Linked DNA regions of Mus musculus: region 1 is linked to region 2. A link is a contact called in ENCODE Hi-C or POLR2A ChIA-PET data. All regions are on one chromosome and are shown on one strand. The core of a region is the stretch at or near the end of the contact, and the rest is flanking DNA. Distances in the headings are between cores, read along the strand shown. Region 1 has its middle 8.4 kb from the start of Gm51967. Region 2 overlaps Gm32398 (a long non-coding RNA gene).

Region 1 (3,702 bases), core at 512-3,011, 2.8 Mb after region 2:
AAGACTCTGTTGAGAACTTGTTCTGGAGATAACCCACAGCCTTGATCCACATCAGTGACTGTCCCCATCTCATGAAGGCAAATGGTCCCCGGCTGTGCTGGGCCCCAGCCAGGAATCCTTGCTATTCTGCCTATGCCTGCCTGGCTGTCCTCCATACTCTAGCTACAGGGGCATGGATCAGAAGGTAGACAGTTTGCATGGATGGCTCACGAAGCTCTGGGTTTACTCCCCAGCACCACATAAAACCGAGCATGGCAGTACATGCCTGTAATCCAAACACCCGAGTTGTGGAAGCAGGAGAATCAGAAGCTCAAAGCACCCTGGCTGCATGTTAAGTTTGAAGGCTCTGTGCCATGGTGTTGTGTACACCTTTAATCCTGGCACCTGGGAGTGAGAAGCAGGAGGACCTCTGTGAGTTCAAGGCCAGCCTGGTCTACAGAGCAAGTTCAAGGGCAGCAATGGTTACACAGAGAAACCTGTCTTGGAAAAAAACAAAAACAAACAAACAAAAAAGTTTGGAGCCATCCTGGGCTACACAAGGTCCCGCCCCCCCCACCCCCCCCCAAAAAAAACACCAGAGTGTGTCCTAGTGACACAAACTGAATTATGTCCCTTTCCTCTAAGAGCACTCCAGTACAGTTCAGACCCTCCACATGGCTGAATCAATACTTTATGATCTGGATCCTGTTCAGTTCCACTGTGCCCTGCAGTTTTCTGGGGCAGCTGCAGAATCTAGTGGTTAGTACCACGGTGCCTGTGGACAGCTCTTCCTCTGACTGGCAGCCTTTTACACCTGTGTGTGCATTCTCGCCCCCAAGAGGTACCCCAACAGGGGGACTGTCCCAGGGACTCCATGGTGCTTTGCCACTCCTCAGTGAGAACACTGGAAAACACAAGGTTTCACCCCATGATCCAGCAACCTCCTCCTCACGGGCATCTTATTCATGACATCTGGAGTCTTCATTGGGCAGATGGCAAGACTGATGCCTTGCTGAGACTCACACTTGTAATGTTCTCTGTGAGATAAGGCATTCTGGGTTCCCAGAATCTAGCATAGCGCCGGGAACAGACAAGCCCTTGGTAAGTGTTTGTTGATTGAAAAAGGGGAGGAAGTGGAGAATGAAAAGTTTCTATACTCATATGTCACCTTTTGTTTTCACCAGAGCTATGTCAGTCAAGGACAGGCTCCAGTGTGCAGGGGTTAAGCTGTCCCTGGTGTGTAAGGAGGGCACACAAAAGACCCTCTTCAAGTATGAAAGGCCACATGGCTGTTAGGAATACTACAGTGAGCTATTTGGGATGTGTAAGATCCAAAGAGATGACCCCAGAGAGTCTGAGAGCAGACAGGATGTGTGTCATCCTCCTTGCCCCCTGGAGGCCTGGCTGTCTACCTAGAAGGCATTTGCTCTCCCCAGTGGACTACATCGTTATGCAGTTACGGGCTTAGAGTCTGCATCACAGAAAAGACTAAGTGCCCTCTCTACCTTTCCCCATACATACATACATGGTCCTCAGGCTACCAGACCAGGCTATCTGCAGCCAGCCCTGACCCCATCCGATTCCATCAAGTCCTCAAGGCCTAGCTCCTCAGCCACCTCCTCCAAGAAGCCTTCTCAGACACCTGGTTCCTAGTGTCCCTTCTCACACTCCTGATTCTGTTGGCAGATGGGACCCCCTCTCTCAGGCCTCCACCAGGCCACTGCTCCTCCCAAGCACAGCTGCCTCTTTCTCTGTTTCTGGGGTTCAGACAGAAAGGCCAGCAGAAGCTGCCCAGTGAATAGGCTAATTCAGAGCCTGCTGTCTGCTTGGAGCTTTGCAAACCACACTGTGGGAGGCAGAGGTAGCAGGAAGGTATGGGGCCCTCGGTGACCACAGTGGTTTGCCTCAGACCTTGGCTGCAGTCTGGAGGGAGCAGAACAGAAGAGGCCAGGTTTTCTGCACATGCCCTCTACTCTACAGAAAACTTTCCAGGACATTCTATGGGTGAGCAAATATGGGCGATACTGGGTGAAGCGAAACTAAACCTGGGCCTTTAGAATGGAGCTTCTCCCAGCCAATGCTGACATGGGGTGAGGCTCCTTAGGGGCATGTTTCTCACTCATTGACTGCAGAACCCCTGATATAACAATGCCTTATTTGTTGGGACATAATTTGAGAGACCACCATCAAACCTGGGTGTTTCTTGGAGTCAGAGTGGAAGAAACAAGACCATGGAGGTTCTAGCAGCCTCAGGGAAGGGCTGTGAGTGCTTCCTGCCTCGCCTTTACCTCAGGAACATTGCCAGAGTAGGATTACTAGTCCTGTGGATTCAGGCTTCGATGTGACCTTGGAAGTCTTAGCTCAAGCTGCTCAGGCCAAATTGTCCCCAGGTGAGGCCAGGGTTGCAATCCAAATCCTAGCCCCAGGCCACTCTGGGCTGTTCTGCGGAGGGATGCAGGGAGCAAAGCTTTCCCCGTCCAGTGTTGAGCCATCTCAGCAGAGCTGGTACTTCTGCCGTGTTTTCCCTGCTTTCTAACAGTTCTGCACTCAGGACCTTGGAGGAAAGAGAAATCTTCAGGGCCTTTCCAGAAGGCTACGGAAGGAGATAGATAGTGGCAAAGCTCGTGGTGACATGAACTCCAGTAACAGGAGGCCAGTGGGCAACAGAGAAATGCCAGAGCCTCCCTGGAAACCTATCGACACTGCTTAGCTGTGTGACTATGGGTGGATATGAAGCCCCTGCACCAGCCTCAGTTTCCCCAAGGGTACAGTGGGGTTGGTAAACACCAGTGTGCATGGTCACTGGGAGAAGGCTATCCATGACCCTCACCCCAGTACCCCTACCTCAGCATGGCAAGCCCTCGCCAGAAGCCCAAGGGTGGGTTTGGATCCAAGTATTACCATTTCCTAGCAAAGTGTCCTTGTGTGACTCACTGAACTTCCTGTTGCCTTAGCTGCAATACTGATTGGTTGATAAGGAAATGTCAATCGCTGAGAAATTTGTGTCTTTGGCACAGTCTAAGAAGAGCCTGATAACTCTTATTATTCTATAGCAGTGGTCCTCAGCCTTCCAATTGCTGCAACCCTTTAATAAGTTCCTCCTGCTGTAGTGACCCCAACCATAAAATTATTTTTGTTGCTACTTCATAACTGTAATTTTACTACTGTTATGAATTATAACGTAAATATTTGATATGCAGGATATCTGATATGTGCCCCCTGTGAAAGGATCGTTAGACCTGCACAAGGTTACAACCCACAGCTTGAAAATCGCTGTTCTAGAGACTGGAAAGGGACTAGTGTGGTGTTCATGCTAGGCTATGATATGGTGAAAAAGAAACCAAGTCATGGGAGACAGGGAGAGGCTTGACGTGAAGTGCAGTAAGAAATTCTCTATTACTGTGGAGTCTGATGTATGCCTAAATGCTGTCATTTCAGTGAGCGTGCACAACCATTGATGTGACAGTTTCAATGTGATATCAGCACTGTACAAAGTCTATGAAGTGTAGAGGGCCACATGAACCAATTCTTGAAACCTATGAGGTTGCTCTGAGGCCAGTCTGGGGTCAGAGTGCTACACTTGATCCCAGACCTGGGCCTCTGTTCTAGAAGAAGGAATATGTCCCTGAAGTCTCCTTATGAATGTGAGGGCTGTCCAGAAACTGTGTTTAGGCCTAGGGAAGGATCCCACCCAATCAGACCCAACTCAACAGTCTAAACATC
Region 2 (3,230 bases), core at 439-2,938:
AGTTTTGATAAAAGCTGGGCTGGTGTGGTGGCAGCCAAACTGATAATATTATCGCTTGGGAGATCAAGAGAGGGAATCTCAGGGACAATCTGGTTAGCTAGATTAGACAAACCAGTGAACTCTGGCTCAACAGGAGATTCTACCTCAATAAATAAGGACAACTGACAACATCCTCTGGCTTCTACACATGTACCTACATACCGGCAAATACATGTGGTGCATAAACACCACATATACACAGAAAAAAAAAAGATAAAGGGAAAACAAGCTTTTCCTAGATTACTGAAGCACAAGAGATTGAAGTAGTTTAGAAGTTTCTTTGGAGTTCTTGTTTATGATTGATGGAGAATATCTCCTTTGGACACAATGGTTGCCTAACATACCCTATCACACTGGATTAAACAGTAAGAACATAAAGATATTTAGCTATGCCACTGATTTACCCCCAGCACCTTGAATGTACGCCCTTTTTTGCCTTGACTTTGCTCATCTGCCAAATGGGAGTCCTGCTCTCTTATTAGTTCTCAGGGCCATGTGTAAGAAATGAATTAGCTATTATTAACGCACTGCAAACTTCCCAGTGACACTAGCTACATAAATATAGATCGTTCTTGTTTTAAACAAGTGATGCTAAACAAAACCAAGGAATATTAAATTATGAATTTACAGAAGAGATAAATTATGGAGGTAGTTATTATTTAAATTGGAGAAATATTTCTCATTTTCAGCCCAGGGTTCCTTTACTAAGCAATCTATCTTGTGCTTTTAAAAAAAAGTAATTCAATTTACAAAAATTTGATTTGTGTGCAACTTTTTAGAAACATTTATCATGTAAAGTGAGACATCATATGACTAAATTAGAGAGTTTACCAGTATGTTTTGGCTTAGGATAGATATCATTTCCTCCAAGAATGAGAATATTGGCAAATTGATTCTCGCATATCCCTTTCTCAAACCAAGACCATCCAAGTCCAGTTTTGAAGCATCTGGTCCAGCAATTAGTGGTAGCAGTGGAAATACTTGGATGCATGCTTTTGATCTGTCAGGAAACCACCAGTGAGCTCAAAGTTCACAAGGGTTCAGTATTTTCCTCTGGAAAATGAGGTTGGTGGAGACGCTGGTCTCTTCCAGCTTTAGAGTTCATTGCTAAAAGGAGTGACGCAAACTCACAAAGGGCTGGAGCTGGCAAGCTGTCAATGTGTAATAAATCAAAACATCGATGGATAAACAAAGTTCACATTTTCATTTCTTTCCACCCAATTCTGAAAACCCTGAAGCAGAGCTCCAAGTTTACAAATAAGAAAATAAAAAACCAGCTCAGAAAAGCCAATTCTTTTCTTCATTGACTTAACCTCTCCTGGCCATTCGCACACCTATAAGCCTGGTTGGGACGGGGAAGGGAGAGGTGGCTTCCATGGCTCTATTTTGATGGCTGTGTTGGAAAATAGACATGCAGATCAAAGGTCATGCCACACTGATCATGGGAGACTACAGTGACCCTTCACATTTCACCTCCTACCATCAATTACTAGAGTCACGAGGAGTGAAGAGACACTGAGACATGGTGGTGGCTCAGCTTGAGTCTCTCACTGAATTCCCTGCATTTCCCCACACAGGTCAGTGCTGCCCTGGCACTGGATGCCTGTGTCCTGCTTGTCACTCTGCTAGTCACTATGCTAGTCACCATCAGTTAATCAGACTCCATGGCTGAGTTCCAGCCCTGGCCATGGGTTATCCTGGTCTCTGGTCTCTACTCCCCTGGCAGAGAGAGATGTTATCCCCCCCTAAGAGTGGAGGGGGAGTTGCTAAGGAACGTTATTAGTGTGCTGAGGGCAGACCAATCTCACAGAGTTTTTGGCCTCAGCCATTTGACTCTCATCAGAAAAGCATTTTTATTTTTATTTATTTTATTTTTTATTTATTTATTTTTAAGAAAGGTTTGTCAGTGTAAGAAAGCAGGCCCATGAACTAAATTAGAATCTGAATTATTCTGCTCCTACACCACATGTGCATTTCCTGGACATTTTCATCTGTTGTCCTCAAAGGTGGGTGAAGTCTACAGTGCAGAACTTGGCTCTCCAAGGTTTGGGGCTCGTCCTTCCTCCCCTCTTAGAGGCTGGCAGTCTTGGCAGGGGATCTTGTCGTCTGACTTTTGGTTCTGTCTCCTCTCAGATCTTCACTTCCCACAAGAATGAATTCTCAGCGTGTCTCCAGGAAATTAAAGCAATCCATTATATATTGTCTCCCCATCATTGATGCAGGGATAATAGCATTTAACCCACCTTTGCAGTATACTGAGTGGCCTGTCAGGATCTCTTCTTTCAGAGGACAACTTGGAAACACTTTAATAAATGCTCCTTAACTGCAGGCTTTAAAAAATACATGGGGTCAAATGGCAAACTGGTCTGAGATAACTGCTTCAGCAAACAAGACTGGCTGTCATTAACTCTGCTTCTTTGTCTCGTCTCTTCCTCTCTCCAATGATTCCATTTCTCCAGTGACATGCTATGTCCATCTGGATGTATAGTCTTTGGGGGAACCTCGATCCTGTTCACTGCAGATTGTTCATTCTATTCCTGCAAACATTCCTATCTCTTAAGCTGGCAGTGGTGGAGTCGTATGACCCATTGCATCACTAGTAAATAGACTGATCTATGGGACTCATCTTGGTGCTATTGCACAGTGACAGTGTGGGACTGGGTTGATTGCCATCCACTGCATACCTGTACTTTCATTTTCAGTACAATTAGAAACATAATCATACACTTTGGGAAATCTGCTTTTGTACATCAGTCTGAATTACCCATCATTGTCATCTACTAGCTTAATACTTGTGTGTCACTGCTAGTGAAAAGGGAAAGATTCTGTTTCTCATTTTATCATCTTACCTCCTGTTTAGTGAGGGTAAAGAGCAGCAGACATCTCACAACCTAAGGAAGATGATCACCAGAATGTAGTGTGAACCTTTTCTCTCATTTTACAGACAGGGAAATTAAGTGAATGCTAAGCTTTGTAATATCTTAAGTCTGAAGTATCCTCATGTTGTGCAACACTATTGCTAGAGAGATAGGAACACATATCTACTCATTGCAGATAGGGAACTGAGGACCAGCCAAAGCACAGATACCACCAAAGTCCAACTTGAGTTTTACTGGGGTTATGTACAGAACTGTGGGTGAAGGATTACTTGCGGGAGCAAAAATGATTCAAAGACAGCTCTGTCACCAAAT

Evidence for each region. A loop is a pair of places that touch in the nucleus more often than their neighbours do. ChIA-PET counts read pairs that join two places held with the same protein, here RNA polymerase II (POLR2A).
Region 1: a loop to region 2 is called in a map of regulatory T cell, with 7 times the contacts of the local background. The contact joins two enhancer-like sites. A Hi-C loop is called at or near these places in 1 of 37 maps with a recorded cell type or tissue (regulatory T cell). POLR2A ChIA-PET finds 5 or more read pairs at or near these places in 1 of 5 experiments (embryonic stem cell).

The regions. Positions count from the first base shown.
Region 1 is chr12:8,438,707-8,442,408 of GRCm38, forward strand. No RefSeq gene overlaps it. Among named protein-coding and RNA genes, the nearest start is that of Gm51967, 8.4 kb to the right of the region's middle. Within about 2 kb of position 1,762, at least 1 of the 3 ENCODE cell types and tissues checked has a DNase peak (open chromatin) inside an H3K27ac peak, as active enhancers do.
Region 2 is chr12:5,667,548-5,670,777 of GRCm38, forward strand. All of the region lies in intron 2 of Gm32398 (a long non-coding RNA gene), which reads left to right. Among named protein-coding and RNA genes, the nearest start is that of Gm32398, 70 kb to the left of the region's middle. Within about 2 kb of position 1,689, at least 1 of the 3 ENCODE cell types and tissues checked has a DNase peak (open chromatin) inside an H3K27ac peak, as active enhancers do.